3 separate regions of the Homo sapiens genome follow, and regions 1 and 3 are each linked to region 2. The links are chromatin loops, found by intact Hi-C in ENCODE. Cell type or tissue: Caco-2. All regions are shown on one strand.

The links. Peaks named below come from ENCODE experiments on the same cell type or tissue, not always from the same donor. Only the 100,000 strongest peaks of a DNase experiment are listed, where the experiment ranks them.
Region 1: a loop joins it to region 2, with 16 times the contacts of the local background. A loop is called at or near these places in 13 of 110 quality-filtered maps.
Region 3: it touches region 2 in a loop (18-fold over the local background); 15 of 110 quality-filtered maps call a loop at or near these places.

The regions. Positions count from the first base shown.
Region 1 is chr13:60,445,969-60,453,968 of GRCh38, reverse strand. The region is part of intron 3 of TDRD3 (tudor domain containing 3); the gene reads right to left. Among named protein-coding and RNA genes, the nearest start is that of TDRD3, 53 kb to the right of the region's middle. In Caco-2, a CTCF peak has its summit at 4,858 (motif pointing left); no DNase peak of the experiment used is centred here.
Region 2 is chr13:60,613,956-60,621,955 of GRCh38, reverse strand. It overlaps LOC105370230 (a long non-coding RNA gene), which reads left to right and starts at 3,063. Exons shown (of 3, transcript XR_007063921.1): 1 at 3,063-3,122; 2 at 4,124-4,222; 3 at 5,020-5,223. In Caco-2, a CTCF peak has its summit at 3,645 (motif pointing right); no DNase peak of the experiment used is centred here.
Region 3 is chr13:60,469,509-60,477,508 of GRCh38, reverse strand. All of the region lies in intron 5 of TDRD3 (tudor domain containing 3), which reads right to left. Among named protein-coding and RNA genes, the nearest start is that of TDRD3, 76 kb to the right of the region's middle. In Caco-2, a CTCF peak has its summit at 3,724 (motif pointing left); a DNase peak (open chromatin) is centred at 3,678.

The sequences.
Region 1 (8,000 bases), 170 kb after region 2:
ATAGTTAAATCAGTGCTAGAAGAAAAATTGATAGCCTTAAAGAGAACTGAAAAAAAAACAAAAAAAACTAATGAGTTGAATTAAGAAGTTGTCTTTTATATCATGAACAGCACTCCAAGCCAGCTCAAGAAGCAAAGCAGGCCAATAGAAATGCCGTATTTTTAATTTATTCTACTGAAATGGTTTAAAATGCTTTGTATTTACTGAAAGCTTAAATGGGTGGGTGTTTGTTCACATAGCTCTACAGTACCTCACCAGGGAGCATTCCAGTATCCTGCAGGGTCTTGTGATCTAGCCAAGAGCAGCCATTAACCTAGTGATTAACATGGGAGTCACTGTCTTATGGAGAATGGGATGCTTAACTTTGTCAAGAACCTCGGTTAAACATTTGCCTTTTCTAGAATTGCACTTCCCAAGTGCTATTCCAATAAGAGCTGATATTCATTTTACGTACCAAACCTTTTGAGTTCAACTGATTAAAGGAAAGTGTTGCTAGAGAAAATTAGGGAAAAGGTGAAAAAGAAAAACTGGTACTAATTCAGTAGAAAAACAATTACTCTAATTTATATATGTATTGATTGGTAACCAGATTTATCTAAGTAGAACTGAATTGGCTAGGAAAAGAAAAACTACATGTTACTCGTTTTCCTAAGCTGTCTTTTTGAGGCTTAGTCAGTCATTGGGAAAATGTTTAGGATTGTTTCTTGCTATTAGTCCCCATTTTATGTATGTTACCCTTCAGTAAGTTCTTCCCATTTTAGTTTTCTAGTATTGAAAGGCTTATTATATACATTATTCATGTGTATTGTCATATTTAGCTTTTGCTATATATTTTAACTTCATCGTTAAACTTTTGTATTGCATAGTTTCTTTGGTATATCTTAAAACCTATTTTTGAAAAAATAAAACTAATGAGTTGAACTAAGAAGTTGAGGAAAAAAAGCAGTGAGTTCAAATCAGGTAGAAGAAAAATAAATGAATCAAACTAAAAATACAATAACAACATTAACAAAGTCTATTGTAACAAAGACTAATGAAACTGATAACTGACAAGAGTAATCAAGAAGCAAAGAGTAAAGGCACAAACCAACAATTTAAGAACTGATAACAGTAATAAGAGACATATACATTTAGTAATTAAAAAAAAAAAAAACTAAGAACAGTGATCAAAATGTCCAGAAACTATTAGGTTGGTGCAAAAATAACTGTGGTTTTTGCCATTACTTTCAATGGAAAAAACTGCAATTACTTTTGCACCAAACTAATAGTAAGTGGAAGGACAAAATGTGGGATATCCATACAATGGAATATTAATCACCAATAAACAGGAAAAACTATCAACATATGCTATGTTATCGATTATCCTAAAAAATATTACACTAAATGAAAGAAACCAGATACAACAGGCTATATATCATGTGATTCCATTCACGTGAAATACCAAGAAAAGGCAAATTTATAGAGAAAACTCAAAAGAATATACAGAATAATGTAAGAATATATTATTCTTGTTGTAAATGGTGTTTTAAAAATTATATCTGGAATAAGAAGAAGAATAGAATATATAAGAATAATAATGTAAGAATAACTGGCAGGTGACAGAATTACAATCAATATGCAAATATCAGCTGCCTTTCCATGTACCAGTAACAGAGGAAATAGTAATTAAAAAATTTTTAAACACCATTTACAATAACAAAAATAGATAGGTCCAGGAATAAAGCTTACAAAAGATGCACAGCCCATATACTTCCAATAAATTATAAAACTTTATGGGAAAAATAAAGGAAGAGATATACCCAGGGTTGTGCTGGAGCCAGCTCATGCAAGCTCACAAAAACTTTTTATGTACATTTCTTCCTAATTCCCGGTTCAGTGATTTTATAACATAGCTTACAATCAGCCAAACAGGGAATATTTATACCATAGAAAGTGGCAAATGCTATGTGTCAGGGCTATTTTTTGCTCTTCAGAGAAGCATTTTACCAGCATTTCACTGGTAATATCATATCATATAAAGATGTCAATTGTTTTTAAGCTAATGCGCAGATTCAATGCAATTTCAATCAAAACTCCAACATGATATTTTTAAGAGTCTTAATCATTTGATTCTAAAATCTGTATGGGCAGGGGAGAGAATAGCCTAAGGAAGAATAATGTATTTTACAATCACAAGATTAGAAAATTTTGATCAAGTGCCACAAAAGATATGGCTCAATTGAATCTCATATACAATACTGAAGGTAACATAGTTGATACAAGTGCTTTGCAAGATAATTTGGCATTATCTTGTAAAGTTGAATACTGGCTTAATTCCACAATGCAGTAGAGTTCCATTCCTGTTTATATTCCTTAGGGAAACTGTTATATGTGTGCAGAGGTGTGTTGGTAAAATACTTCTGGTAGAGGGACAGGGGAAAAGCCACTGTAATCTGTAATTTGTGCCAATTTCCATGGCCAACCACAACCGTCAACTGGAGGTTATTGCACTCTAAATTGGAAAAAGATGCCGACAATGAACTTCACGAGCTGGAACAAGCTGGATCCAGCACACGGCAAGCATCTAACACTATTTCTTGTACCAGAGATCTCAATGGCTCTGGACACTTACTCTGGCACTCCTGCAGCCACTACTCCAGAAACAATCTTGCTGCAACTTCAACTATTACTGACAGGATTCTCCACAGGTCCCGCTTTTTTGTGTGTAACTGGCCCAACTCCAAGGCAGCTACACCTGACTAGCATAGCTGCAAAGGAGGCTGGGAGAAAAGTATCTGGCATTTTCTTCTTCTCTACCACCAAAACTCTTAAAATGGGAAATTCCCCCACAGGGAGATAATTCAGGTTTTAGAAATTACAAATATCCACTATACTTATCTTCCATGTATTGTTACCAGTCAAGATCTGTCAAGCTTTATTTTTTATTCTTTAGTTTCCACTACAAAGGAGCTTTTTGTGTAATAGAAAACATTAAATATAGTGTGTGTGTATGCGTGATCTGTGTGTGTATGTGTGTATGTACCGTAGAGCTATAACCTAAGATTTTAAATACGCCCGATATGGGGCATCTACCCACTATTCCTTCATTGAAAATCACATCTCTAAAAGCTAACAGTCTAGCAAGAAAAGCAACCTAATACCCTCACTAAACTGAAACAGCTGCCCCTTTATTGTACACACCTTTGACATAGCATTTGTTTCACTACATTGACACGGCTGGTTTCTCAATCTCTCATTAGGCTATGTGCTCCAATAAGACAGAGGCTATCTTGATCTCTACATCCCTATCTCTTGGCACAAATACACATTCAGACACCGTCTGATTAAAAAAATATATTTTCTAGTGCTTTAACTATAATTTACTTAGCACTTCCTAGATACATACCAGAAAATATAGCAGGATCTTTACATAAGTTCTTTAATTTACCTCCAGAAATATAAAGTACCCTAGGATTATTTGTATTTACTAAATAAGAAAATTAAGGACAGAGGATAAAGTACTTTACCAGTGGTCACTCAGTCAGTAAGAGGCAAATTAGAATTCCAATTCGGATCTATCTCATGCCAAAGCCTGTCTTTGTAGTGCATATTCTAAAAGTATGATAATATTTGTTACATACTAAAAACAGATGTAGGTATAAAGGGCAATGAGAATATTCGTATTTAAAAATTAATTCTGCTCAAAAGAGGTCAAGAAAATTAGAAGAGAAGGGTCACACCTCAGTTGGAATCTGAAAAATAAATAGCAGTTTGTCTGACAGCTGAGGGAAGGACACTCAGGTGCTCTAGCAACAAAAAACTGTGATCTTAGGGAAGGTGCAATTCTCTTATCTCTAAAGTAAAAGGGAAGGCTATAATAGTTTATATTTTCTGTGTTGTTCTGAATATTGTATAGATAATACATATAAATTATTTAACATGGGACCTAGCATAGAATAGGTACTCAACAAATGACAGAAGAAAAACAAGAACAAGAATTATTAGAATTCACTAAAAACCAGGGTTCTCCTAGGTAAGGTAGGTGCTTGTGCCAAAAAAGATCAAGAGGGAAGCAGATGACAAAAGCATCAAGAATATTGAAAGAAATAGCTTTAGGGAAGGGAGTACCTAATCCTAATCTCAAATTTTTCAAATGATATTCATATGCAGCAAAGGAGTTTAAGTGGAAAGTAAATAATAAAATTAAAACTTTCTAAATTATAAATATAGTTGTATATTTACTAGAAGATCTACCCCTTAGGAATTTTTAAAACATTTAATAAATTCCTTATAATTAAGAAATTGACAACATAATCTTGAATAGGTTTTTGCAAACGTAAGATTCCCTGAAAGTAAAAAGCCTCAATTTAACCCTCAAAATAACAGTAGGGCACATAAGTTGCTCGTATTCAATCACAAAGTAATTATAGCAAATGAATACAAGGAAAGTATGTGGGACTACCAGCCAAAAGCAACACTTTTCCCAGTGTATCATTTGACAATTTCCACATTTCTATTCTTCACTTCTCTAACTTTTTGTTCCTTGGAACCAAAAACAGAAAAAGGTAAGTTGAATAGTTTATTTTTCAGTTATCTATTTAAACTCCACAGAAGTCCTATTAGTAATTACCAATAAGGACTTGTAAATAAAGCATGAAAGTTTTAGTAATCCATTTTTTCTAATACAAGTAGATGTTTAATTTTAATATATAGCTCACTAAAAGAAACAAATTGTATTACTTAACACAGACTAACATATAGGAAACATATTATTTTATTAAATCAAAAGTTAAAACTTTTTTCAATTCCTTTTCTTTTTAAAAACATCCGATTTCTAGACTATCCAAGGGCAAGAGAACCTTCACTTTGAATTTTAAGGCAGTGAAGCCATCTTGTGGTTGATGTCAGTATTGCTGAGGTTTTGAGACCAGTCACTCCTACTTGGGAAAATTAGGTCTTATTCATAGTTTTACATTTAAAAAGGTATATACAACCTGTCATTCTTAGAACTTAGAAAAAATAAACACAGAACTCAAAGACTGTACAGTTAGGACTCCATAGCAGTACATAAGGTCCTCGAGTAGCTGAATTGATAAGAAAGTATTTTGAAACTAATCTGTATTTTATAATTAACTTTTACGCCTAGGTTTAAAAAGCTACAGCAAAATATTAAAATTGGGGAAGAATATTAAACAGTTATACTTCCTTTTTATCATGACTTTTTCCATAATTTTTAGCTTACAAGCTGCTACAGCAGTCCTAGGACTTTGTAATATCCAAGAAAAACAAAGCATGCCCTGAAAAACTCAGAAAATAAGTTGCATAATATGGCTTCCCTACCACACTTCCTTCCAGTCACAATTTTTACAGCTTTTGAATCAAATATGAAGTGCCTATAAGAAAATCTGGAAGCCTGGAAAAAATTGTGATTGTCCAACTCTCACCACTTTTTAAATTTTTCTGAAACTTTTGCATCAAGGTTCTGGGGAAACTTTGTGGAGAAAAGACAGAAATTGAAAAGTATGTTAAGAAGAGAATGGAAGAAAGAGAAAAGAACCTGAGCAAAACTACTATATTAATTAGTAATAAAGCTACTTCTACTTTTTGCCATTCTGTCTTCTCCCAAAATAATCAATGATAGTAGCAATTATTAAGACTTCAGTTTCAAAGCTTCAGGACGACGCCTTTCTGAAGGCCTCTGATGCGTCTTAGAATGAGAGCTGTAAATTCAATATGTCCAGGATTAGCTGGTCTTCTAACTGCAGACTTACAATCTTTCTTACCTGATGACAGATCTATCAGCTCTCCATTCTCCCTTCCCACTCTCAAGTTCCCAAATGCTGAAAACAGCATTATCTAAGTCTTATTAACTATAAAAATAATAATACACACTGTGTGATCATTTACTTTGGGCTTTCAGGAGATGAAGTTTGAAGACTCGTCTCTACACTCCTTTAATCTACTTCCAAAAAAGATTACTGATATGTCTTGGAGAAGCTCCAGTGCATTGTACTGAGCCTCAGGCCTAGTGAATGAGATTCCAAGGTGGTTGGAAAATACATGGGTGAGGCCCTTTCAAAGGCACCACACAACGTTAATGGAGGCAGTTTCTACTAAGATGACACCCTCCTCCCCGCAACATGTTGCTTTTTAACTCTTTGCTTCTTAAATACTGGGCCAAATGCTCTCCAATCCTCACTCTCCTTTGGCTTTCTCTCTCAGAAATGGTAATATCAGATGGGCTTGGAACTTAGTAGAAACAGTCAGAGAAGGGGTTTTAGCTTGCTTTCATTCTACCAGAGACCAACCTACCTCAAGTAGTAGAATTCTGCATGGGGTTTGGGGCCAAAACCCAGACAATAATGATTTACCAATTTGCCTTACCTTATTTATTGAATCCCCTTGAAGATCTCTCAGTAACAAGATACCTAGCTGACATAATAAGGATTCACATATTCTTAGACTTTCAAGATAAAAATACCATCCTAAATTGCTCATAATTCTCGAAGCTTGCCATATGCATTGTACTGGATTTAGTATTATCTCATTTATGTCTTCAATGTTGTAAGGGAGTAGTATTTAAATGATAAGGAAATTAAAATCTGGCAAGATTAACTGACTTATGAAAAGTCACAAAAACCAATAAGCAGGAGAAAGAAGATTTAAATCCAGGGCAATGACCCTATGTCTGGATGTCTCTAATCTGTTCCTGGTCCGTATCATTTAATGCCTCTCCACCCTCAATCAGAAACATGCCACAACCATGCCTCCTCTGCTTCTTGAAATAGTCTATTGTATATTTTAAGTTTTCTAAGTTAGTTTTTGGAACATTGGTTTTTAGTACGCCCTATTTGAAAGATCACTGGATAACCCAGCTCTTTCTTTCACTCTTTTCTAATATAAAAAGAAAACTAGAAAATATCATTTTATACCAAAATCTGGCATGGTCAAGAGATAGGCAGATTACTTATTCAAATATTCTGTTTGCCAACTGTTGTCCTGTATCTTATGCACAGATTCAAACAAAGTTGATTTAAACAAGAACTATAACTTACATAATGTTAGTAAGTAACGGATCAGTAGTGACTGATTCTAGAGTCATGCATTTATAGTCATCATTAATGGTAAAATGCTGGTTAATAAAAGCATTCCAATGAAGACATAAATAAGGAGCTTTTACTATATTAGTCTTATTTTACTAACAAAGAAACCAAAATAATTCCATTCACATCAAAAATATATTCCTTGAATATGTACTCTGGTTTAAGATAGTTACATTTTTATATAACATATGGATTTTTAGCTAAAGACAAACCAAATGAGTAATTTCTGTGTGCCAGCTTCTAAAATGTTTATTTAAATTATTTTTCAAAACATCTTCATTAATACTGGTGAAGACAATTATTAATTCTGTGAGAATAATATATATTCTTATATGACATATAAGAATAATTCTGTGAGAAGGCCAGGCACAGTGGCTCACACCTGTAATCCCAATACTTTGGGAGGCTGAGGTGGGCAGATGACTTGAGGTCAGGAGTTTGAGACCAGACTGGCCAACATGGAGAAATCCATCTCTACTAAAAAATACAAAAATTAGCCAGGCGTGGTGGCATGCACCTGTCTGTAGTCTCAGTTACTAGGGAGGCTGGGGCAGGAGAATCAACTGAACCCAGGTGGTGGAGGTTGCAGTGAGCTGAGATCATATCACTGCACTCCAGCCTGGGCAACAGAGCAAGACTCCATCTCAGAAAAAATAATAATTCTGTGAATAATAATTCTAGAAAACTATTAGTTTATTAATATTGTGTTGGAAGTATGTAATGAAAGGAAAAAATATAATCAATGAGGAAGAGCAAGCAGAGATATCAAATTTTTGTTTCATGTGAAAAGTTACATTTGCATTAAGAATGTTTTAAAAGATAAAATTTGACATAATAATCTAGATCAGAAAGTTTTAAAGTTATTTTTCTTCTTGCTAGCTACATTCAAAGGAAATCTTAAAGAGACCACTGTGCAAA
Region 2 (8,000 bases):
GAGTTTCACAGCTCCATAGACAGAGGCACTGCTTGAGAGCTGTACAAACCCAGACATTCTGTTCTCTCCATCTCCTGTTGCTGCTTCTTTCTTGCTGCAGGTGGGTTTATTCTGTTCTAAGCCCATCTGAAGGAAATGGTCTCAATACTAATTCCCAATTTATATCTTCTCTATTCATGAAACTAGCCAAACCAATTCCAAATCTAGAAAGTACATTCCTCAGCCCAGTTGAGCTGATTATTCCCATCATTCTGATTATTCCGATTATTCCTGTCAGAATAATCTGTGTGTCAACTGTGCCATGGTTAGGACAAGTTTCAGAAAAGGAGACAAAACACTAGACAACCTCACAATAGTTGTCCAGCACTCTCTTCCTGGAAACCATGCCCCTGATTTAGCAGCAATGAGCCGATTCTCCCTATCACCTCCCAACTCCGTATTCAGTGATGTCATATTAGTAGCCTGAAATCAGCCAGGAGGGGAGTATTTATATCATGAAAACTGGCAAATGCTACACATCAGGGCTTTTTTTTTTTTTCCAGACAGCCAATTTACCAGCACACCACTGTCAGGTAAGTCCCCTATAATTTGTGATTGGAGACGGCCACATTAACATCCACCCACACACTGTGAAGTACTGCAGATAACCTTAGTGTCCTTTTCTTCATAAATATGTTCCTCTAGAAGGAACCCAGTAAATATGCTCACCCAAGTATTTTTATGTGTTTAAGAAAATAGTCAGACTTGTGCATCACCGTGGTCAAGTGACCACATCCCTGAGCATTTAGAGTAGTATTTCAAGCATCTCAAGCATTGTCCACTATCTTCATTACAAGGTTAGACACAGGTTAGAAGGATCTTAAAAATTATCCCCTTTCCTAGTAAAAATTAAAAACAACAGCAAGTAGAGAAATCCAGGACAGAAGGTGTGAAGAAACAGAAGTTACAGAAGCACTTGCTGGTATACAGTAGGAGCTCAACAAATATTTGGGAATGTATGAAGAAAAGAAATGAAGTAGAAAGAGGAAAGGAAGTATGGGGGTGGGAAGGAGGGAGGACAGAACATAAACCAAATGAGACGACAACCAACAAAACGACCCCCCACTAAGATAATAAGCAGAAGACATTAAATAATAAGTATAAAAGCATTCATTCACTCAACAAATGATATCAAGTGCCAAACATATGGCAGGGACTTGGCATAAAAAAGTCTATAAGTCACGGTCCCTGCCTCAAGCACTGTACAGTTTTGTAGAGGAGAGATTCAAGTAAATTGACATTTCAATATTAGCAAGTGCTATGATTAACTACCCCATGCTGATCATAAAAAGGCTGGAGATCATAAAAAGGCTTCTAATCCAAACTTGGAAGTCCCAAAAGGTCACACCCACCAAAAAAGAAACATCTAAACCAAGACCTGAAGAACATATAAAAGCTCCTTGAGTGAAGAGGGTGGGGCAAAGGGCATTTCAGGTGGAGGAGAAAGTATACAAAAAGGGTTTGGTGTTGAGTGGAAATAGGCAATGTTGGATTTAACAAGTTCTGACTGGCTCAGGATAGTATCTAAAAGAGAAAGCTGGAGATGTAAATCAAGCCAAGCTATGAAGGTCTCACAAAGCCTTCTCAGAATTGGCACTTTGAGGGCAAAGGAGAACCATCAAAGACTTGAAAGAAGATATCACTTTAGAGAAATCAGGGAGTCCTGTTCATTTTATCTTCTGAATCACTCTCAGACTGGTCTAGCCCTCTCCATCATCACAACTTTCTCTGTCAACTGGATTGACATGATATCTCCAGCTGGCCTCCTTGCCTCCACTCTGTCCTGCCTCTACACTATTTTTCACATGGAAGGCAGGGAGAACAGCTGGGGAGATTGTTGCAACAATCCTGTTGAGAGACTGTTTTGGTGAAGAAGAGAGGTGGTCCAATCTGAGAGCCATTCAAGAGATCGAATAAGCAGGGCTCAGTGAGTAACAGGACTTGGGGCAAAGGAGTCAGGTTTCCAGGTTTCTGACTTGGGCAGCTGGGTGGATAGTGGTGCTCTTTACTTTAAAAAGAAATAAAGAAAAAATAGGTTTACCAGGTGGTATGGTTTGGATATTCATCTCCTCCCAATCTCATGTTGAAATGTGATCCCCACTGTTAGAGATGGGCCTAGTGGGAGGTGTTTGGGTTATGGAAGTGGATCCCTCATGAATGGCTTGGTGCCCTCCTCCCAGTAATGAGTGAGCTTTTGCCGTTAATTCACATGAGATCTGGTTGTTTAAAGGAGCCTGGCACTTCCCCTTTCCTCTCTTGCTCCCTCTTACCATGTGACACGCTGCTCACCCTTCACTTTCCATCTTGATTGTCAGCTTCCTGAGACCTCACCAGAAGCTGAGCAGATGCTAGTACCATGCTTCTTGTACAGCCTACAGAACTGTAAGCCAAATAAACCTCTTCTCTTTATAAATTGCCCAGCCTCAGATACCCCTGTATAGCAATTCAAAGTAGACTAACACAGTGAGATAGATCAGGAGTTTTTGTCCTTGAGGTGCTGTGGGACATCCCGGTAAAGATATATAGTTTATTCAAAAAGATATATATTCATATATATAAAGATTAAAGATATATTGAGATATATGAAGATAGATATAAAAGATTAAAGATATATATTAAAGATCATATATAAGTTATTAGTTATCAACAGTTTATTCAAAAAATAGGTCACCATGATTTATAATTTTTACATGTTGGGTTTTGAGGTGGTTAGTAAAAAACATTGCTTTTCCCCAATCAAATGAGGCATGGGCATAAACAGAAGTAAAATATTACCTTTGATGATTGAGACATATCATGTTTGGGAGACACAGGTTGCAAATGTTTCATTCGTGATTTAGAGAGATGGCCCAGTGATCCCTGCCACCTGGTATTCATGTCCTTGTGGAGCCCTGTTCCATGCTGTATATGGCTGACTCATAGGACTGATAGGATACTGTGAAAATGACAAATGTGACTTCTGAGGCTAGGTCACAAAAGACATTATGACTTGTCTTGCTCTCTCATGGATCTCTCTCTCTCTGGGAGAAGCCAGCTGCCAGGTCATGAGGTTACCCAAGCAGCCCTGTGGAGGCACTCTTATGGTGAGGAACTGAGGCCTCCTGCCAACAGCCACGTGACTGAGCCACCTTGGAAACAGATCATCCAGCCCTCAAGCCCCCAGATGACTGAAGCCCCAACCCCCTTGACTATACCCACATGAGAAAGCCTGAGCAGAACCACCCCTCTAAACTGCTTCTAAATTCTCAACCCACAAAAACTGTGAGATAGTAAATGTGTGTGGTTTTAAGCCACTAAGTTTTGGGGGCAATTTGTTACACAGCAACAGATAAGTAATATAGAAACTTACCTGCCAGGTCACAGCACATATAGTGGAGAGCTGTAGGCCTCCCCACTGGGGCCCTCCCCCTATAAAACTTGAGGCAGTTGTTCTCAGACTCCCACAGGCAACAGAATCATCTGCCAGGCTTATTAAAATACAGATTACTGGGCCCGACCCAAGAGTTTCTGATTCGATAGATCTGAGGTAAAATCAGAAAATGTGGAATTCTGGAGTGAGTTCCAGGGGTTTGGGAGCTGATGAAATGTTGTGGCCATGAGAGGGCACTAACACACAGCAAGCTTTATTTGGGTGACACTGAGAAGTCCGCTCCTGGCAGAAGTTTCTCAGAGCATGAGACCATTCCAAGAGAAAGAGGACAAGGGAACTCCCGAGAGAGAGGGAATCAGAGGGGAGAACTACAATTACTAAGTGGTACCCTCAGCAGCCCAGCAGAGTCTCTGGGTCAATGAGCTCCCAAGGGTAGCAGAGCTAGGAGTCTTGGTATAGAAGCAGGATTTCTCCTGTCAATGGCTAGCAGATGTCAGGTGCAGTTTCACAGGGTAGGCAAAACAAGAAGTATCTAAATGGCTAAGAACCTACTTATCTGGGCTATGTTTAAAACAACTGGGTGTGTAAACATTGAGTTGGGCACTGCTCGGCTTTTGAGCTCACTGCTCCCAGCCTCCTGTGAGGGAGTAAATAATAGGCCCAATATACAGAGGCCATCTTGGGCATTTATGTAACAAATTCTCACGTCTCCAGGTGCTGTTACTGTTGGCCCAAGAACACATTTTGAGAAGACTGGCCTAGAGGAACCAATAATGTGGGTTTCTTATGGGCAGGATGGCACTGGAGAAGAGGGTGAGGCTCAGTGTCTTCTCCCAAATTTTCATATCAAATAAAACCTCTTTCCCCGGAGAGAAGTAACAAGAGAGGCAGAGGGAAATGATTCTAACAGAAGTTCTAGCCACATGGAAGGAAGCATTAGCAGTGAGGAATAACTGTTCTCTCCCTAAACATACCACCCAAGGTAATGATTCTACATCCTAAGAAAATGTATTTTTTCACAGGGGCATTTTTTTTCCATTGTTTAGAAGAAGGAACTCCAATGAGGACTGTCTGGTTTTCTATAAACAGAAACCAGTTTCATTATTCTGACAAACAACAGTACTTTGCCTGTGGGTGGTAAAAGCTGTTTATATATCCTTACCTTAATTAAGTCATCTCTGACTAAAAATGATTATCTCACAAGTGTTCTCAACAGACTTTCTTTAAAGAATTCCAAGAAATACATCTATTTTTAGTGTTATAATAGGTATGTAAATTGAGATCTAATACTGAATCTGTTTCCTTTAATTCCATTTTGAGTTGCTTTTATTTCTCCTTTATAACATTCATGTTCCCATAATTATCCATTCCTTCAATCATTATTTATTTAGTCTTAATGAGTATGTTCTGTGCATTAAGAAGAGCCCTAGGTGCTTTGAGATGATAGAAGTTAAAGCCAGAGCTAAGACTAAAAAACAAAAACAAAACGGAACAATTTTTTTTTTAAATTATGAGAACTTATATGAAGAAAACTTGGTTACTGGGAGCTTTTGGTATACTCTATTGATTTCAGCTATTTTATTTTCCTTTCCCCCTCCATTCACATTTAGGGAAACTAACACTAAATTAGCATGAAGAGCATACGCCTGTGATCTCAGCTATTCGGGATGCAGAGGCAGGAGGATCACATGAGCTCAGAAGCTCAAGCCCAGCCTGGGCAACGTAGAAAGACACAGACTAAAAAAGAAAAAAAGGGAAGAAAAAAAAAGACGGAAAAAAATTAGCATGAACAATTCAAGGGAGACAAGAGAACTGAGCCACCTTCCTAGCCAAGAAAAACCCCAGCTTGCAATTTACTGAATAGAAGTGTGCCACTTGACAGAGTAGTTTTAATGACACTGAACCTTTTGTGAGTCTTGCACTTCTCTTGGCTGAAATCTTCAAACTGGCTCAAAGAAGCTCCAGTCTCTTCATTCTGTAAGTGTTGATACCATTTGCATAACTACCTGTCCTTATCCCCTACCAGGTGCCTCCTTTCCAACCTTGAACGTTTCTTCTTGATTCATTATAATTAAAGAGCTAATGTAGCCATTCAAGTTCACATTGTCAATGACCATGTAATCATCTTCCCTAGTGGCCAGAATTCCTTTCTTTTTATGAGGTTACAATTAAATTCCCTCCAGCCATAAGGTCAAAAGAATCCGGAACAGTTAGCCTTCCCAGTGACTAATTTCACACCTGTGACTCTGACACATATAAAATAAGACATCTGAAATGGAAGGTGTCAATTTAAGAAATAATATACATTTGACTACACCTGAACTGAAGTCAATTAGACGTAAAAATTAAAGGCGGTGGATTCTTTTCCTGTTACTGGAAGTGATGCTTGACATTCTACTTATCAATGTAAGACATCTGTGTCCCTTAGAAATGTTAAGGTAATTTGTAAGTTGGAAAAGAATTAAAATGGCCCAAAGCCTCCGGGAGATTAAGATAACGTGTTCATGTCTGTTCTGTGTAAAAACTTGTCTATCACTTTATTTTTTTTTTCCCTTCTCAGGATTTAAGTTTTTCTAAAATAGATTTTATTTTTCTGCTATTGAGGCTTCTAATATTTTGTTAAGAATTACATGTATTATTTTGTTAATAATCAATATGCACAACTAAATACCAGGAGCAGATTTAGCCTCTTGACTTCCAAGATGTAACATTGACCAGTGGAGCCGCCTTTTATTTCTGTCACCTTGAAATGCACTGTGGACCTTCCCCTTCACCTACAGCTTTTAGTGATTCTCAATCTCACAAGTCACACACCACCACCCCCAACTCCTTATGCCTTTATCCTCCTTTCTCCTCTAAGAATTGCTTTGAGCCGGGCGTGGTGGCTCACGCCTGTAATCCCAGCACTTTGGGAGGCCGAAGTGGGTGGATCACGAGGTTAGGAGTTCGAGAACAGACTGAACCATGTGGTGAAACCCCATCTCTACTAAAAATACAAAAATTAGCCGGGCGTGGTGGCGGTCACCTGTAATCCCAGCTACTCAGGAGGCTGAGGCAGGAGAATTGCTTGAACCTGGGAGGCAGAGGTTGCAGTGAGCAGAGATCATGCCACTGCACTCCAGCCTGGGTGACAGAGCAAGACTCCATGTCAAAAAAAAAACAATGTTACTCATCTGAAATCATTTTCAACAAGTCCTACTGGGCACATGCGTTTTGTCTTCCCCTGGGATTTTCCTGGCATTGAGCCTCTCAAAGACCCAAAAACACCGAATACTAATAATGGAAAAGGAACATATAACATATCTGATGAAATTTGTACATTACAATAAACTGGAATAATGTGCAAAGACTTCAGAATGACAGAAGATAAATTCTAAATGGCAGGCATATGAGTTCAAATAATAAAATAACACCCAAATTACAAGCATATGAATTAACATATATTAGGGAATAACCACACACTGGAAAAGAGAAAATAGAATGAGAACTGCACAAATTAGATAAAATTTTAAAATATGAAAGGGTAACCATCAGGCTACTTTTAAATTCCAGACACCCAGAAAGAAGTTTTGAAAGGGCTCCATGATCCAAACAAAATACATTGTTAGGGTCCTGGGCAGAAAGAGGTGCTCCTGAATGGGAGTCTGGATAGAATTTACACCTAGGTGAGGTTTAAAAAAAATTAAAATACTAGTTGATTTGTATGCAAACAAGGGAGAGGACCGGAGAGCTTTTTAGGGATTCTGGGGAAAGCCAAAACTCCCTATGCGAACTGTTAGCCCAACATAGAAGAAACTGTACAAACCTGCGAACCACAACATGAGCAAGAGAAAGCATTAGGAAAATATGAAGAAATTAGAGGGGATGACTATTTATGGTCTAGACAGGATTCATATCAAGCCAGAAAGCTTGACTTTGAATAAAACACCGAAAAAGACTCAGATATCAGAAAGACAAAGAGAAACAGAAAGAAACATTTACTGATTGACTTAAGGGATCAACAGCAGCAGAAGAGATGGTTTTGCTCCCTTCCTCCTTTCTCTCATACCTCTGTTTGAGAAGGACCCTACCCTTCTTACATAACATGGGTTGGGGCCATGTAAAAAGACAAAAAGGAGGGCTAGCACCACTCAGCGTGTTGTGGGTGAAAGACCACGAGCTTTGGGTTAGCCCAAAGCAGAAGCACAGCTCTTCTCTTACTAGGTATGTGATCTAAGGCACATCACTCAACTGCTCCTACAAGATTAAGATATGGTTTATCTCTATATAGGTGATTCATTAAAGTTCTGTAATTATTACACATTAGAATAAGAAGGAATGAAACTCCTGTTCATTATGTTTGAGTTGTTACATTTTGGATTGTTACAGTAAATTAGAGAGTATTTTGGAGTGGTTAACATAACCTGGTCATAAGAATATTTTAATTCTTAGATGTGTCCTGTAAGATAGAGTAATTGAAGCAATAATAAAGTCCTTGTCTCTGAGTGCGTCTTAGGAGAGACTGATGAGAACAAAACCATTGGTCAGAAGTGATACCCTGCTCTGATGGACAGAAGCTGAGCTGAGGATACATGATGTGTAGACCTGGCCT
Region 3 (8,000 bases), 140 kb after region 2:
GCACAGTGACTCAAGGCTGTAATCACAGCACTTTGGGAGGCCAAACAAGGAGGATTGCTTGAGGCTAGGAGTTTGAGACCAGCTTGGGCAACAAAGAAAGACCTCATCTCTATAAAAAATTTAAAAATTAGCCAGACTTGGTGGTGTGCACCTGTAGTGTCAGCTACTCAGGAGACTGAGGCAGGAGGATCCCTTGAACCCAGGAGTTCAAGGTTGTATTGAACTATGATTCTGCCATTGTGCTTCAGCCTGTGTGACAGAGCAAGATTCTGTCTTAATAATAATAATAATAACAATAATAATAATAATAACCATCTATAACAAACGTATAGCCAACATCATACTCAACAGGCAAAAGCTGAAGCATTCTCCTTGATAATTGAAACAAGACAAGGATGCCCACTTTCACTACTTCTATTCAACATAGTACTAGAAGTCTTTGCCAGAGGAATTATGCAAGAGAAAGAAATATATGACATCCAAATAAAAAAAAAAGTCAAACTATCTCTCTTTGCTGATGATATCATTCTATATCTAGAAAACCCCACAGACTCCACCAGAAGGCTTCTAGAGCCGATAAACAAATTCAGTAAAGTTTCAGCATACAAAATCAATGTATAAAAATCAGTTGCATTTCTGTATGCCAATAGCACCCAGACTCAAATCAAGAATGCAAACCCATTTACAATGGCCATAAAAAGAATAAAATACCTAGGAATACAGCTTAACAAAGAGGCGAAAGATCTCTACAATGAGAATTACAAAACATTGCTCAAAGAAATCAGAGACAACACAAAAAAATGGAAACGTTCCATGCCCACAGATATTGGCAAGAACCAATATCATTAAAATGGTCACACTATCCAAAGCCATTTAGAGATTCAACACTATTCCTATCAAACTATCAATGTTATTCTTCACAGAATTAGAAAAAAAAACTATTCTAAAATTCATATGGAACCAAAAATGAGCCCATATCACCAATACAATCCTAAGCAAAAAGAACAAAGCTGTCCAACTTCAAACTATACTACAAGGCTACAATAACCAAAACAGAATGGTATTGGTACAAAAATATAACAATGAGTACTGGGTACAAAAACAGACTCACGGACCAATGGAACAGGATAAAGAACCTAGAAATAAAGTGATACAACTACAAACGCCTGATCTTTGACACAGCTGACAATAACAAACAATGAGGAAAGGAATTCCTATTCAATAAATGATGCTGGGATAACTGGCTAGCCAATATGCAGAAGATTGAAACTGGACCCCTTCCAGTCATCATACGCAAACATTAACTCAAGAAGAATTAAAGACTTTAATGTAACATCTAAAACAATAAAAACCCTAGAAGAAACCCTAGGAAATACCCTTCTTGAGACTAGCCTTGGCAAAGAATTTACAACCAAGTCCTCAAGAGCAACTGTAACAAAAAACAAAAATAAGAAGTGGGACCCAATTAAACTAAAGAGCTTCTGCACAGCAAAGGAAACTATAAACAGGGTACACAGAAAACCTACAGAATGGGAAAACATATTTGTCAACTGTACATCCAACAAAGGTCTACTATCCCGAATCTATAAGGAATTTAAACAAATCAGCAAGCAAAAAACAACCTCATTAAAGAATAGGCAAAGGACATGAACGAACATTTCTCAAAAGAAGACATACAAATGGCCAACAAACATATGAAAAAAATGCTCATTATCACTAATCATTAGAGAAATGTAAATCAAAACCACAATGTGATACCATCTCATAACAGAATGGCTATTATTAAAAAGTCAAAAAACAACCAATGCTGGCAAGGTTGCCAAGAAAGGAAAATACACATACACAGTTGCTGGGAATGTAAACTAGTCCAGCCACTGTGGAAAACAGTTCGGAGATTCCTCAAAGAACTAAGAGTTCAACTACTATTACTGCACATAAGACACATGCACTTGTTTGTTCATTGCAGCACTCTTCACAACAGCAAAGACATGGAATCAGTGAAGAGGTCCATCGACACAGAACTGGATAAAGAAAATGTGGTAGATATACATGATAGAATACTACACAGCCATAAATAAGAATGAAATAATGTCCTTTGCAGCAATATGGATGCATCTGGAGGCCATCATTCTAAGCAAACTAAGGCAGGAACAGAAAACCAAATACCATATGTTCTCACTTATAAGTGGGAGCTAAATAAACACTGAGTACACATGGACACAGAGATGGGAACAAGAGACACTGGGGACTGCTTAAGGGAGAAGGGTGGGAGGAGGAAATAAGTTGGAAGGCTACCTATAGGGTACTATGCTCACTACATGGGTGATGGGATCTTTGATACACCAAGCCTCAGTGACACACAATTTACCCATGTTAAGAAGCCTGCACATGCACCTCCTTAACCTAAAATAAAAATAGGAAGAAAAAAAAAAGGAAAAGACTTAAAAGTAGATAAAGAAAAGATACATTACATAAAAAAAGATTACTACAGACTGTAGATAGTATACCAGGTAATTGACAATGAGATGATGTCCTTAAAACACTTAAGAAAAATTTAAAAAATCTTTCAATGTAGAAACATACATTCAGAGAAAATATCCTTAAAAAGTAAAGAAAAAAAAAACATTCTGACAAACCAAAACTAAAACACTTCATCATCAGCTAACCTGAACTAAAAGACACACCATGCAGGAACTTGATCTTTACCAAAGAAAAGAGAGAGGGACGGAAATGGTAAATGTGTAGAAAGACAAAAATATCTTTTAAAAATTGTTTCATTGTTTTAAAAACCATTTAAGGGAAAAAAATTAAAACGTGTTGTGACCTTCGTAACGAATGTAAAGTATATAACAAAACCAGCATAGAGACAAAACTGGGTACATGAAAGCATATAATTGTATGGGTCTTACAATACGCATAAAGTGGTATGTATTATTGAAGGTAGAAAGAAAGAAGTCAAGGGTACACATCTTAAACCTTACAGCAACCACTTAAAAACAAAAACACAGTCATATAGTATAGGGCCCAGCCCTACAAGGTCTGTGGGTTTTTTCTCCTCGTGTGTGGAGATGAGAGTATGTAGAAATAAAGACACAACACAAAGAGACAGAAGAAAGGACAGCTGGGCCCGGGGGGGGCCACTACCACCAAGGCGCGGAGACCGGTAGTGACCCCGAATGCCTAGCTATGCTGTTATTTATTGGATACAAGACAAGGGGGCAGGGTAAGGAGTGTGAGCCATCTACAATGATAGGTAAGGTCATGCGAGTCACGTGTCCACCAGAGGGGCCCTTCCCTGTTTGGCAGCCAAGGCGGAGAGAGAGAGAGGACAGCTTACGCCATTATTTCTTCTATGCATTTCAAAGACTTTTAGTACTTTCACTAATTCTGCTACTGCTATCTAAAAGGTGGAGCCAGGTGTACAGGGTGGAACATGAAAGCGGATCAGGAGCGTGACCACTGAAGTACAGCATCACAGGGAGACAGTCAGGCCTCTGGATGGCTGAGGACAAGCCTGCCATCAGTCAGGCCTTTCACAAGAGGTGGTGGAGCAGAGTCTTCTCTAACTCCCCCAGGGAAAGGGAGACTCCCTTTCCTGGTCTGTTAAGTAACGGGTGCCTTCCCCAGGTACTGACGCTACCGCTAGGCCAAGGTCCACTAGGTAATCGGCACCTTCCCAGGCGAGGGCGTTACTGCTAGCCCAGGGAGCCCTCTAGTGGCCTTGTCCGCTAGACCAGGGAGCCCTCTAGTGGCCCTGTCCGGGCATAACAGAGGGCTCACACTCTTGTCTTCTGGTCACTTCTCACCATGTCCCTTCAGCTCCTATCTCTGTATGGCCTGGTTTTTCCTAGGTTATAATTATAAAACAAAAATTATTATAATATTGGAATAAAGAGTAATACTACAAACTAATAATTAATGATATTCACATATAATCATATCTATAATCTATTTCTAGTATAACTATTCTTATTCTATATGTTTTATTATGCTGGAACAGTTTGTGCCCTCGGTCTCTTGCCTTGGCACCTGGGTGGCTTGCCGCCCACAATATAGCTGATAAGCTAATAATGCAGATAACAGAATCATTTAAAAAATGCAATTCATTTAAAAGGAAGTGCTATGATTTGACTGTCTCTCCAAAACTTATATTGAAATGTAATTGCCATTGTAACAGTGTTAAGAGGTAGGACCTTCAAGGGGTGATAAGATTATGAATATTTTTCCCTCATGAATAGATTAATGCTGTTATCACAGGAATGGGTTAGTTATCTTGGGAGTGGGATCCTGATGAAAGATGAAGTTTATGTCCCAGCCTCTCTCTGTCTCACATGCTTACTTGTCCTTCCACCATGTTATGATGCAGCAGGAAGGCCCTGGTGAGATACCAAAGCCATGTTATTGTACTTCTGGGCCTCTGGAACTGTGAGAAATAAATTTCTTTTCTTCATAAATTACCCAGTCTGTGGTATTCTGTTATAGCAGCAGAAAATGGAGTAAAACAGGAAACAAAAAGCAAAACAACAACAAAAGAAATAGCAAGATAGTAGAATTAAAACTTTCCATACTGAATTCCATTAAAAGTAAATGGTCTACTAATGCTGAAACTCTATACTCATTAAACAATAACTCCCCCATTCTCTCCTCCCCCAGTCCGTGGAAATCACCATTGTACTCTCTCTCTATAATTTTTGCTACTTTCAGTACCTCACATAAGTAGAATCACACAGTATTTGTCTTTTTATACCCAGCTTATTTCACTTAGCATAATGCCCTCTGCCGCTGTAAACAAGGGTACACAAATATTTCTTCAAGACCTGTTTTCCATTCTTTTGGGTTTATAGCCAGAAGTGGAATTGATGGATCATATGGTAATTCTATTTTTAATTTTTTGAGGAACTGCCATACTGTTTTCTGTAGCAACTATGCCATTTTATATTCCCACCAGGAGTTCACAAGGCTTAGTTCCAATTTTTCCACATCTTCGCCAACACCTGCTATTTTCTGGGGGTTTTTGTTTGTTTGTTTGTTTTACAGTAGACATTGTAATGGATAATGGCTGTAGGGTAGTATATCTCGCTGTATTTGATTTACATTTTGATTAGTGATGTTGAACATTTGTGAATGTGTTTTAAACTACTGTACATCTAAGATGGTTAAGATGGTAAATTTTACGTTATGTGTATTTTACCAAAATTTTAGAAATTAGGAAAAAAGTAATCTATCATCAATGAAAAACCAGTAATCAGAATCCCATACCATATAAAAAGCATTAGAGACCATGACCAAATGTGATTTATTCCCAAAATACAAGAATGCTTCGACATATAAAAATCAATCAATGTAACGCATTAACAGAATGAAGCAGGGGAAAAACACATGATCATCTCAATTGACGCAGAGGAAGCATCTCACAAAACCAAACACACTTTTATAATAAAAATATACGACAAACTAAAAATAGAAAGGAACTACTCAAACCTGATAAAAGCCATATATAAAAAACCCACCACTAACATCATATTCAATAGTGAAGGACTGAAGGTGTTTCCTCTAAGATCAAGAACAAGAGAAGGATGTCATTTTCATCACTTCCATTCAACACTATATTAAAAGTTTTAGCCAGGGCTAAATAAGGCAAGAAAAATAAATAAAGGTATTCAAATTGAGAAGGAAGAAATAAAATTAACTCTTCACAGATAACGTGATCTTATATGTAGAAAACTCCAAACATTCCACACTAAAAAGAAAAAAAAACTGTTAGAATACTAAATTCAATAAAGTTGGAGTACGCAAAATCAACACAGAGAAATCAGTTGTGTTTCTCTACACTAACAATTTAGAACAATGTGAAAAGGACTTCCCATGGTCATGAATTGAAAGATTTAATATTGTTAAGATATCAATACTGAGTGGTCAATAGAGTCAACATAATCCTTATCAAAACCCCAATGATTTTTTTTTTTTGCAGAAATAGAAAAATCTATCCTATAATTCATAAGGAATCTCAATACTGAATAGCCAAAACAATCCTGAAAAAGGTCTCACTTTCCAATTATGAAACTTAATAAAAAGTTACAGTAATCAAAACAGTGTGGCATAAAGATAGACATTTAGACCAGTGAAACAGAACAGATAACCTAGAAATAAATTTGTTCATATATGGCCAAATAATTTTTGATAAGGCTGACAAGATCATTCATTAAGAACACTATTTTCAAAAAGTAGTGCTGGGAAAACTGGATATTCACATGCAAAAGTATGAATTTGGACCCTTTACTAATACAAAAATTAACTCAAAATGGATCAAAGACCTAAGCATAAAAGCTAAACCTATAAAAACTCTTCAACAATTCTGTGCATCAAAAGACACTACCAACACAGTGAAAAGGCAACACATGGGATGGGAAAAATATTTGCAAAACATATTATGTTAGTAGGAATTGATATCTAGAATCTATACATAACTCATACAATAACAACAACAACAGCTGACCTGATTAAAAATGGGCAAAGGACTTGAATAGAAATTTCTCCAAAGAAGATCTACGCATGGCCAATAAGCACACAAAAAGATGCTCAATATTACTAAGCATTAGGGAAATACAAATCAAAACTATAATGAAGGCCGGGCATGGTGGCTTACACCTATAATCCCAGCACTTTTAGAGGCTGAGACCGGCAGATCACCTGAAGTCAGGAGTTGGAGACCAGCCTGGCCAACATAGTGAAACCCCGTCTCTACTAAAAATACAAAAATTATCTGGGCATGGTGGTGCACACCTGTAATCCCAGCTACTCGGGAGGCTGAGACAGGAGATCGCTTGAACCTGGGAGGCAGAGGTTGCAGTAAGCCGAAATCGTGCCATTGTACTCCAGCCTGGGCAACACTCCATATCAAAAAAAAAAAAAAAAAAACCCAACTATAATGATATTCTATTTTACCCATGTTAGAATGGCTACTATCAAAAAGACACAAAATACCAACCGTTGGTGAGGATGTAAAAAACTGGAACCCCTGTAATATCCTGGTGGAAATGAGTGTAAAGTAAATATAAAACAGTATGGCAATTCTTCAAAAAATTAAAAATACAATTATATGGTCCAGCAATCCCACTTCTAGATCACACAAAAGAATTGAAAGCTGGGTCTCAAAGAGGTATTTGTGTACCCATGTTCATAACAGCATTATTCATAAGACTTAAAAAGTGAAAACAACCCTAATGTCCATTGATGGATAAATGAACAAAAGATGGTATAGATATAGAGTACTATCCAACCTTAAAAAGGAAGGAAATTCTGACACATGCTGCAACATAGATGAACACTGAAAATTCTATGCTAAGTGAAATAAGTCAGGCACAAAAAAGATATATACTGTATGATTCCACACATATGAGTTACTTCGTCAAATTCAGAGACAGAAAGTAGAATGGTGGTTGCCCAAGACTGAGAGGAGGAAGGAATGCAGAGTTACTGTTTAATGGGTACAGAGTTTAAGTTTGGGAAGATGAAAAAGTTAGGGAAGTGGATGGTGGTACCAGCTGTGCAACAATGCGAATGTTCTTAATGCCACTGAAATTTACATTTAAAAAATGGTTAAAATGTTAAATTTTATGTTATGTATACTTTGCCACAATAAAAACATTTTTTAATCTACAGTTTGGGGGCACTAAAACTTATAGAACTACAGTATTTTGTAAATTACATCTGGCACCAACTTGCTACAGTTACAATGCCTGCATATAGTTTACTGAATGCTTAGTGCTTCTTCACTTCCAACATTAGCTTTATGGTTTATAATTTCTATGTATATCACTGCCAGCTGCTCAAGTAACTGCACTTTCCCTGTTTCCTACATTGCTGTGGCTACCAAATCAAAAACTATAAAGCCAAAAAGAACTATAATCATATTAAAATGTTTTAAAATGATTTTAAATGTAAATTTTTATCACTCCCTAACAAGAAATACTAATGTGGCTTGCAGGAAGTCAAGTGCA